2 separate regions of the Homo sapiens genome follow, and region 2 is linked to region 1. Evidence: read pairs that join two places in POLR2A ChIA-PET (ENCODE). Cell type or tissue: K562. All regions are shown on one strand. Links, peaks and the distances in the headings refer to the core of each region. The heading gives the core; the rest is flanking DNA.

Region 1 (5,775 bases), core at 727-4,726:
CTTGTCTGATTCACTGTAGCTTTCCGAATACCCGTGAAACCATTACATCTGAGAAGTATGCTCAGCAACTCAATGAGATACATCGAAAACTGCAATGCCTGCAGCCAGCATTGGTTAACAGGAAGGGCCCAATTCTTCACAACAACGTTGACTCGACTGCACGTCGCACAAATAACGCTTCTGAAGTTGAGCGAATTGGGCTACGAAGATTTTCCTAATCCATCATATTCATCTGACCTCTCACCAATCGACTACCACTTCTTCAAACATCTCCACAACTTTTTGCAGGTAAAACGCTTCCACAACGAGGGGATGCAAGCATTTTCTGTCCAATCCCGAAGCACAGATTTTTACCCTCCAGGAATAAACAAACTTATTTCTTGTTGGCAAAAATGTGTTGATTGTAATGGTTCCTATTTTGATTAATAAAGATGTGTTTGAGCCTAGTTATAATGATTTAAAAATTCATGGTCCGAAACTGCAACTACTTTTGCACCAACCTAAATGTTAATTTTAACGAATTGAAAGTATGAAGGAAGAAACACACTGTGGATAAAAATATACTAAAAAGAAAAACATATTAAAAGTTATTAGGTTTGAGTATATCCAAAGAATCCTCCTTTCATTCTGCTATGGATTGCTGCACAGAAGAGAAAGTTTTTTGGGGTGTACTGGTTAGCACATCTGCCTACAAGAAAGGGGTCTCAGATTTGAAACTGATTAAAGCCATAGCTTTTCCAAAAAGATTTCTCACTTTATCGAGAAATACAAATATTCACATTCTCTAAATGCCAAAGTCTTCCCGTTCTCTCTGTTGTTCCAAACTTAAATATGAAAAGTTTTCCCAGTTCTTCTGGAAAAAGGACTCTGCCAGATTGGGTCTAGGCCATTTTGTCATTTAGGCAAAAGGTGCTGTTAAGTCTACATATTACCATTATACACACACACACACACACACACACACACACACACTCTGTGATCCTTCTCTGAAAACACTTATATGTTTTGAGGTGTTAATTTTGCCCACTTTGAAAACTAAAATAGGTAAACAATTTGTCAAAAGATAACATGTGTGTTTTAAATTTATATGGTTAATAAATCAGTTCCTACATTCCAACATTTAATGTCAATTATGATTTATGGAGTAACTTTATTAAATTTGTGCCTCCTTTCACCTTTACTGTTTGTTTTTGCACACTTTTAACTGCTGCATGATTTATCACACATTTTGGCCAAGATTCTTCCCCTTAGTGAGTTATGTCTTTATTCACAGTAGGAGGAAAACGTGATTCTACAGAAAAATGTATTTTCATGTATTTTATGATATTAAAATAATAGAGTGACATTAAATTTTAATTAAATAATATTTTATAATGTGACATATTATAAATTATTATAATAATAAATAATATAAGTAATAAATAATATTTAATATTAAATATTATTTTTAATAAATAATAAATAAATAATGAATAATTATGACATTAAAAATAATAGAGTACTCATTACTAATCCATGCACACATCAGTACACAATATAAATATATAAGAAAATACAATGAAACTGAAACTATGGTAGATTAACAGACTGCAAAAATTAGTGATGAGCTCACAAGTACACCAATAAAAATGTACACACCCATGATAAATTGGAAATGATACTTCCAAGGCACAGGGAAGCTAAACGCATTTCTCTATCCATTCATCCATTGGTGAACACAAGAATTCCATATCTTGGCTGGGCGCCGTTGCTCACGCCTGCAATCCCAGCACTTTGGGAGGCCGAGGAGAGCCCAGAAGTTCAAGACCAGCCTGGGCAACATGGTGAAAACGCGCCCCTACTAAAAATACAAAAAAAAAAAAAAATCAGCGGGGTATATTGGCATAGGCTTGTAATCCCAGCTACTCGGGAGACTGAGGCACAAGAATCGTTTGAGCCCGGGAGACAGAGGTTGCAGTGAGTCAAAATCGCACCCTGGGCGACAGAGAGAGATTCTGTGCCACCAAAAAAAAAAAAAAAGAAGAATTCCATATCTTGGTGGTATGCAGATAATCTCTTGGACATACTGATTTCACTTCCTTTAGCTATATACCCACTAGAGAGTTTGCTGGATCATATGGTATCTCTATTTTTAATTTTTTGAGGAACCACAATACTGTTTTCCATAATAAATGTTATTAGTTCTTTAAATAGTTGGTAGAATTCACTAGAGACGCTACAGGTCCTGGGCTTTTCTTTGATGGGAGATGTTTTTATTGCTGATTCAATTTCCTTATCTACTATTGGTATGTTCATATTTTCTGTGTCTTCATGATTCAGGCTTGGTAGGTTGTGTATGTCTAGGAATTTTTTTTTCATTTTTCCCAGTCCTTATCCTGCCTGGCAGACAACTGGACACACTCGACTCCCGGGCCCTCAGTTTCTTCCCTTCGAGCACCGCCCAGCACAAAGAGCGGGCCGTTTCCAGGGTTCAATCCGCTGCCTCCCGGCTATTTTCTTGTGGTAATTTTCTGCCTCCCAAGAGATGGAGATCACAGAGCCTTCTGCTGTTGGAGAAAGCCTAACAGAGGGAGTACTTTAAAAAAAATGTCCTCTACTGGGGGGCTGTGTAAAATTTCTGTGCTGTGTTTGAAAAGAAAATTTTCCCCAAGTCGCAGTATTTTCTTTGTATGACTCGTGAACTCCGATATTACTGATTTTAATAAATAGGAAAGCTTATCAACCTTGATAATTTCCTGAAAGAAAAGATCAATTCGATGTTACCAAATCTGGGATATCCAGAAAAATTTTCTTCTTCTCCTAGGAGAAAAACTATCAAATGTCAGGGCTTCTGTAGTGTAGTGGTTATCACGTTCGCCTCACACGCGAAAGGTCCCCGGTTCGAAACCGGGCAGAAGCAACCTGTATTTTTGAGGAATCCTTAGCTGAATTTCTCAGTGCACGTTTTTAGAATTGCACCCCCGCACCATCTTTAGCCGTTTAGGAGAGAAGGTTCTCCTTGTCACCTGTGGTGTGCATATAAACCGAAGTACACCTGCCGCCTTTCTCCCACCAGAGCCCTTCCTGTTTTCGACAAGGAAAAAGCCCTCTTCAAAGCCAAGTGTCCGTGGCTACTCGGGTGGACATGAACAGACCCGAGCAATTTTTTGCCGAACAAATTATTATTATTATAATTGATGCTCTCATCGCCTGATCCCCACAAAGACCTCAAGGACTTGGTTCGCAGGCAACTTGAACGATCTTTCCGCTCAGGAACATTTTTCCTGGAGGGTCAAGGCGAGGCCGAGACTTTGCCGAAAGCCACCCTTTCCGGGAGCACTGGGCCAGAACCGCCCCTCCAGGTGCAGGCTGGGCTCCAGTCGCTCACTCGCTGCTCGTAAGCCTCGCTCCATGGGATCATCACAAGGTTCCACTGAGACTCAGGACGCTACAGGAAGATTTGGAGTGGGATTAGGGTGTTTTCCTGTGTGTACATGTACTGAGGTCCTCGAAAGGAACCTGGGCTGGCAGATGTTCTTGCTGAGCTTTCCTCCCTACCGGGACTCAGAGTCCAGCTCGGAGATTACTGCACTCAGGCCAAGGCCAGCCCCTGTGGGTAAATGGAGCCTGCCGGCTCTAGATATATGGAACCGTTTGCGGACTTTTTTTTTTTTTTTTTTTTTTTTGAGGTATAGAAGGAGCCAAACAGCCACTTGCCTCTTTTACGATTTAGTCACGAAGAGATCAACCAGAATCCTAGAAAAGTTATTCCCAGGTGGGATGAATTCATTATATGAAGGAAGCGGCTCTGAGTAGAGCAAGTGGTAGACTGTAATGGATATGATGGTGTTCTACCTAGAACCCAATGGTTTTCTACATTGCCCAATGTTTTGTGGAGCAAGGTACTCAGACACCCAACATCCTGGAGTGCTGTTTGCTGCTAACTCAAAGCTCAGCTCTTCCCAGGAATTGTTCTAAGCTAAAAAGCTACCCTGTTTAAGGTTATATCTTTTCTCTGGGATCAGCCTACATCTAAAGCCACGTCTATGAGTGGGTACAATGACCCAGCTCCTTTTCCCCAATTCAGGACATTTCTAAAGGATCATTGTAGCTCCAGAGCTCCCCATGGGAATGGTTGAGTCCTCTTTTGTATATCATTCCTGGATACACAATAGACTTCCTTCATGAAAACTATATCCTGGAGTCTGTTTCTCATAGAATACAATAACCTAATGCAATCTTTTTTTTTTTTTTTTTTTTTTTTTTGAGACGAAGTCTCGCTCTGTCGCCCAGGCTGGAGTGCAGTGGCTCGATCTCGGCTCACTGCAAGCTCTGCCTCCCGGGTTCACGCCAGTCTCCTGCCTCAGCCTCCCGAGTAGCTGGGACTACAGGCGCCTGCCACCACGCCTACCTAATTTTTTGTATTTTTAGTAGAGACGGGGTTTCACCATGTTAGCCAGGATGGTCTCAATCTCCTGACCTCGTGATCAGCCCGCCTCGGCCTCCCAAAGTGCTGGGATTACAGGCGTGAGCCACCGCGCCCGGCTAATGCAATCTGAATATAAAACCGAATATAGTCCCCTATAGTCTATTTACAAAAGACCTACTAAAAGCAGTATTTTAAAGCATGTATCAGATTTGCCTCTCCTAAAATCAGAATTATACAATAGCTTCCCGTTCTACTTGAATTAAAGCCAAATTCCTAAGATCTCCTACAAGATCCTATATACTCCGATCCTTCATTTCTCTCTGATCTCATCTCTATTACTGTCTCCCTCTCTTGTACTCTGGCCACATGAACCCTTTTACTGTTCCTCAAACATTCCATGCAAGTACCCACCTTTAGACTTTTATAGTGGTTGTACTCTGCTTGTGACACCTCACATGTCAGGTGGCTTGATTGCTCCTTTTCTTCCAGTCACAATCTTATTAAGGCTATACTAACAACTCTAGCTTTCCAACCTACTCTCATCACTCCAGTTCTTCCTACCTGCCTCTATTTACCAATCACATTTAACACCTTCTTACACATTTTATAATTCACATTTTTATTATGTTTGTTATTTATATCTGTTTCCATACTCTATGAGGGCAGATATTTCATTGGCCCGGTACTAGTGATGTGTTGCTATAGTTCCCTGATGCCTGTCAAGTGTCTAGAACTGGACCTGTGCGGTTGTTACACAAAGTTAAAGAGATCTTTTTAAAACGTGAATCTGGCTGGGCGCGGTGGCTCTCACCTGTAATCCCGGCACTTTGGGAGGCCGAGGCGGGTGGAACATTTGAGGTCAGGAGTTCCAGACCAGTCTGGCCAACATGGCGAAATTCCGTCTCTACTAAAAATACGAAAAAAAAAAAAATGGCTGAGTGTGGTGGCGCATGCCTGTAATCCCAGCTACTGAGGAGCCTGAGGCAGGAGAATCGCTTGAACCCGGGAGGTGGAGGTTGCAGTGAGCTGAGATCGCTCCACTGTACTCCAGCCTGGGAGACAGAGTCAGACTCCGTCTCAAAAATAAATAATAAACAAATTTTAAAAATGTGAATCCGTCCATGTGACTTTTCTGCCTAAAATCCTTGCATAGTTTCCCATTGTTGTTAAGACCAATTCAAAAATCCTTAACTTGGCCTATAGTGATCATAGTTCTTAGTTTAGACTTAATGTAGATCAATTAACACCTGATAATTCCTTTTTTATTTTTATTTATTTATTTTAGACGGAGTCCTGCTCTGTCGCCCAGGCTAGAGTGCAGTGGCGCTATCTTGGCTCACTGCAAGCTCCGCCTCCCAGGTTCACGT
Region 2 (5,775 bases), core at 991-4,990, 380 kb before region 1:
TTAGATGTATATAAAAATTGTGCAGAAAATACAGAATTCCCATATAATCCCTTCCCTAACTTCATTTTGAGCTAGTGTGCAAAGTGTTTTTAACATTAACATCTTGCATTAATGTGGTACAGTGGTTACAATGAATGAATCAATATTAATACAATATCGACCAGGCACAGTGGCTCATGCCTGTAATCCCAGCACGTTGGGAGGCCAAGGTGGGCGGAGTTTGAGACCAGCCTGGCCAACATGGAGGAACCCGTCTCTATTGAAAAAACAAAAATTAGCTGGGCGTGGTGGCCGGTGCCTATAATCCCAGCTACTCGGGAGGCTGAGGCAGGAGAATTGCTTGAACCCGGGAGGCAGAGGTTGCAGTGAGCCGAGATCGTGCCACTGTATTCCAGCCTGGGCAACAGAGCAAGACTCCGTCTTGAAAATAAAAGACAAAAAACAAACAAACAAAATATGCACGTAGCTAGGCGCCGTGGCTCACGCCTGTAATCCCAGCACTTGGGGAGGCCGAGGCGGGCGGATCACCTGAGGTCGGGAGTTCGAGACCAACCTGACCAACATGGTGAAACCCCGTCTCTACTAAAAATACAAAAACTAGCTGGGCGCGGTGGTGGGCGCCTGTAATCCCAGCTACTAGGGAGGCTGAGACATGAGAATAGCTTGAACCCGGGAGGTGGAGGTTGCAGTGAGCCGAGATCGTGCCATTGCACTCTAGCCTGGGCAACAGAGACTCTGTCTCAAAAACAACAACAACAACAACAAAATACAAAATAAAAAAAATGCATGTAAAGTTCCTCTATGTCTTTTAATGACTTTATAGCTGATTTCTTTTTGTCATTGAACAATATTTCATTGTATGGATATACCACAGTTTGTTCATCTATTCACCTATTGAAGGACAGCTTGGTTGCTTCCAAGTTTTGAAAATTATGAATAAAGTTGTTATAAACACTCATGTGCAGGTTTTTTGTGGACTTAAGCTCTTTAATTCTTTGGGTAAATATTAAGGAGTGCAATTGCTGAATGTTATGGTAAAAGTATATTTAGCTTTTAAAGAAACTGCCAAATTGTCTTTCAAAGAGATGGTACAATTTTGCATTTCCACCAGCAATGAATGAGAGTTGGTGTCGCTCCACATCCTCATCAGCATTTGGTGTTGTCAGTGTTCTGGATTTCGGCCATTTTAATAGGTATGTTGTGTTATCTCATTTTTTTAAAATTTGAATTTCCCTAAACATATGCTGTGGACCATCTTTTCATATGCATATTAATCATCTGTATATCTTCTTTGGTGAAGTGACTGTTAAGGTCTTTGGCCATTTTTTCATGGGGTTGTTTGTGTTCTTACTGATGAGTTTTAAGAGCTCTTTGTGTATTTTGAATAACAGTACTTTATCCGATAGGTCTTTTGCATGTATTTTCTCTCAGTCTGCAGCTTGTATTTTCATTGTCTTGGTGTTATAGTGTTTTTGATCACTAGCATGTCTTTTTGGTTCTTTCTTAGAATTTCCATCTCTCTGCTTACATTGCCCATGTGTTCTTGTATGCTGTCATCTTATTCTTAGCATCTTAATCAGTTGTTTCAAATTCCTGGTTTGAGAATTCCAACATCCCTGTCATATCCGAGTCTGGTTCTGATGTTTGCTCTCTCTCTTTAAACTGTGTATTTTGTCTTTTTTTATATCTTATGTTTTTCTTGATAGCAGGACATGCTGTGCTGGATAAAATGAGCTGCTATAAGCAGGCCTTTAGTAATGTGGTGGCAAAGTGTGGAGGGAGAAAAGCATTCTGTAGTCCCACAAGTAGGTCTCAGTCTATTAGTGAGCCTGTATCAGTGGACTGTGAGCTTTAAACATGCTTTTTAGGTTTTTCCCCACTTTCGGTGGTACTGGATGGCTAGAGTGGGCTGGAGTTGGTTATTTCCCTTCCCGCAGATCCATCGGGCTCTTGATAAAACCCCAGCAGGTTAGATCGAGATTAAATGGTTTCTTCTGAGGGCAGACCTTGTTAAGAACAGAATGGGCCGGGCGCGGTGGCTCAAGCCTGTAATCCCAGCGCTTTGGGAGGCCGAGGCAGGTGGATCACCTGAGATCAGGAGTTCAAGATCAGCTTGGCCAACATGGCGAAACCCCGTCTCTACTAAAGATACAAAAATCAGCCGGGCGTGGTGGCAGGCGCCTGTGATCCCAGCTGCTCAGGAGGCTGAGGCAGAGAGAACTGCTTAAAACCCAGGAGGCGGAGGTTGCAGTAAGCTGAGATCGCGCCGCTGCACGCCAGTCTGGGCGATAGAGCGAGACTCCGTCCTAAAAAAAAAAAAAAAAAAAAAAAAAAGAACAGAATGATCTGGCCTGTTGCAAACTGGTTCTTGCCCTACCCGCTACCAGAGGAGATTTTTCTCCCTCATTGTGAGAACTTGGTTGAGCTCCTGAGATAAAATTCACAAATTTGTAGCTGGAGGTTTTTCCCTGAGATTTGTCCACAGAAAGCCTCAAGCAGTTTCTTAATTACAGCTCAGGTGTCCCTCCTCTAGCACTGATTCAGGTGGAGGATTTTGCTCTTTGGGTTTCCGGTCTGGTAAGTTGTAGTACTCCGTATTTGCCTTTCTGTCTCTCCAATTTTGGGGGCAGTGGTTTGCCCTGTGACCTCACAGGAAGTATGGAAAACCTTCAGCCATGAGTGTGGATTTTCCTATTTTTAGTTCCATCGTGGTTTTGTTGTTTTCTTTTTTTCTTTCTTTTTTTTTTTTTTTTGAGACGGAGTCTTACTCTGTTGCCCAGGCTGGAGTGCAGTAGCGCGGTCTCGGCTCACTGCTAGCTCCGCCTCCCGGGTTCACGCCATTCTCCTGCCTCAGCCTCCTGAGTAGCTGGGACTACAGGTGCCCGTCACCACGCCCGGCTAATTTTTTGTATTTTTAGTAGAGACGGGGGTTTCACCGTGTTAGCCAGGATGGTCTCAATCTCCTGACCTCATGATCCGCCCGCCTCGGCCTCCCAAAGTGCTGGGATTACAGGCGTGAGCCACCGTGCCCAGCCTGTTTTTCTTTTCACTATTTAGTTCCTGTGAACCATCAGGTCATCTTAACTTTTAATTTTGAAATTATTATAGATTAACAAGGAGTTACAAAGAAAGTAGAGAACTCCCCTGTACCCTTAACCCAGTTTCCTACAATGATTACTTCTTTTTTTTTTTTTTTTTTTTTTTTTGAGACGGAGTCTCGCTCTGTCGCCCAGGAGGGAGTCCAGTGGCGTGATCTCGGCTCACTGCAACCTCCCCTCTTGGGTTCAAGCGATTCTCCTGCCTCAGGCTCCGGAGTAGCTGGGATTACGGGCACCCACCAGCACACCAGGCTAATTTTTGTATTTTAAGTAGAGACAAGGTTTCGCCATGTTGGCCTAGCTAATCTTAAATTCCTGACCTCAGGTGATCCACCCATCTCAGCCTCCCAAAGTGCTGGGATTACATGGGTGAGCCACTCAATGTGCCAGCCCAATGGTTACTTCTTATATAACACAATATCGAACACAGGAATTTAATATTGGTATGACATGTGTGTATGGTTCTAAATCATTTTTATCACATGTGTAGGTTTGTGTACCTAACACTGGAAACAAGACACTAAAACAATTCCAGCACCATAAATATCTCCCTGTTAATGCCACCCCTTAATTAGTCATACCAACTTACCTCTCCTCTTAACAAAAATTCTTTTTTTTTTTTTTGTTTAAGATAGAGTCTCGCTCTGTCACCCAGGCTGGAGTGCAATCTCGGCTCACTGCAACCTCTGCCTCCCGCGTTCAAGTGATTCTCCTGCCTCTGCCTCTGCCTCCCGAGTAGCTGGGATTACAGGTGTCAGTTGCCAGGCCTGGCTACTTTTTCTATTTTTAGTAGAGATGAGGTTTCACCATGTTGGCTAGGCTGGTCTCAAACTCCTGACTTCAAGTGATCCTCTCGCCTCGGCCTCCCACAGTTCTCGGATTACAGACGTAAGCCACTGTGCCCGGCCTTGACAAAAATTCTACCATTCTTTTTTGTTTTGAGAATGTTATAGAAATAGAATCATATAATAGATGACCTTTAAAGATTGGCCTTTTCCACAGCCTAGTTCCCTCAAGATCCGTCCAACTCATGATATCAATAGCTCCTGACTTTTTATTGTTGAGTATTCCATGGTATGGATGGACAACTGTTTATTTAACCATTCACATACTGAAAGACATTTTGATGCTTTCCAGTGTTTTGCTATTACAAATAAAGCTGCTATTAACAATTGTATACAGATTTTTGTGTGGACATAAGTTTTCACATCATTTTTGGTCTATATATTTTGAAACCATGTTATTGGATGCATACACATTTAGAATGTTTATGTTTCTCTTTTATAAAATGTCTCCTATTACTATAAAATGCATACCTTATTGTTATGAAATATCTCTGTGGTAATGCTTCTTGTCTTAAATTCTACATTTTAAAAAATGTTGGCCGGATGTGGTGGCTCACACCTATAATCCCACTTTGGATTATAGGTGTGATCCTATAACTTGGGGAGGTGGAGGCAGGAGGACCACTTGATGTCAGGAATTTGAAACCCAGCTGGCCAACATGGTGAAACCCTGTCTCTACTAAAAATACAAAAATTAGCTGGGCATGGTGGTGCACGCCTGGAATCCCAGCTACTCTGGAGGCTGAGGCAGGAGAATCGCTTGAACCTGGGAGATGGAAGTTGCAGTGAGCTGAGATCATGCCACTAAACTCCAGTATGGGTGACGGTGTGAGACTCCATCTCAAAAAATAAATAAATAAAAATAAACAAACAAATAGTAAAGTTAATATAGCCACACCAGGTAAAAAACTAAACATAGGATTAGCTTTTGTTTTGTATATTTTTAACATTTCTCTTCTAGATCACTTACTTTATATCCTTATGCATATTTTCCCCCATGGCATTTTTTAAATTGTGGTAAAACATGCATAATATAAAATTTGCCATTTTTATCATTTTAAGAGTACATTTTGGTAAAATTAAATAAATTCAGTGTGGTGGAACCATCACCATCATCCATCTCCAGAACTTTTTTAGCATCCCAAACTGAAACTCTATAACCATTAAACAAAAACTCCCCATCTGCTCCCCTTCAGCCCTTGGTACCCATTGTCTATCTCTATAAATTTTGCTTGTGCTTTTATGTATCTAATAGAAGTGGATTATACAATACTTGTCCTGTTTGGCTTTTTTCACTTAGTTTAATGTCCTCAAAGTTCATTCACGTCATGGTATTTATGAGAATTTCATTTTTTCTAAGGCTTAAGTATATCCCATTGCATGTATATATCACACATTTATCTGTCAATGGACATTGGGTTAAATCTATCTTTTTTGGGGGGGAGGGGATGAAAAGGTCTCACACTGTCACCAGGCTGGAGTGCAATGGCAGCTAATTTTAAATTTTTTTTGTAGAAGTAGCGGTCTTGCATTTTGCCCAATCCTGTCTTGAACTCCTTGCCTCAAGGGTTCCTTCAGCCTCAGCCTCCCAAACTGCTGGAATTACAGATGTGACCCAGCATGCCCAGCCCCATCTTTTGACTATTGTGAATAATGCTGCTGGGAACAACTGGCGTGCAAGTATCTGAGCTTTTGCTTTCTTTTTTTTTTTTTTTTTTTTTTTGAGACGGAGTCTCGCTCTGTCACCCAGGCTGGAATGCAGTGGCCTGATCTTGGGTTAATGCAAGCTCCGCCACCCGGGTTCATGCCATTCTCCTGCCTCAGCCTCCCGA

What was found. Peaks named below come from ENCODE experiments on the same cell type or tissue, not always from the same donor. Only the 100,000 strongest peaks of a DNase experiment are listed, where the experiment ranks them.
Region 2: POLR2A ChIA-PET joins it to region 1 with 5 read pairs; 2 of 35 experiments call an interaction of 5 or more read pairs at or near these places.

Annotation. Positions count from the first base shown.
Region 1 is chr6:27,277,394-27,283,168 of GRCh38, reverse strand. TRV-CAC2-1 (tRNA-Val (anticodon CAC) 2-1) reads left to right here and starts at 2,827; the gene lies at 2,827-2,899. RefSeq lists a silencer at 3,477-3,703. In K562, for the core only: no CTCF peak of the experiment used is centred there; DNase peaks (open chromatin) are centred at 2,528, 2,918, 3,348 and 3,558; H3K4me3 peaks cover 2,207 bases.
Region 2 is chr6:27,655,963-27,661,737 of GRCh38, reverse strand. No RefSeq gene overlaps it. Among named protein-coding and RNA genes, the nearest start is that of TRV-AAC3-1, 7.8 kb to the right of the region's middle. In K562, for the core only: no CTCF peak of the experiment used is centred there; no DNase peak of the experiment used is centred there.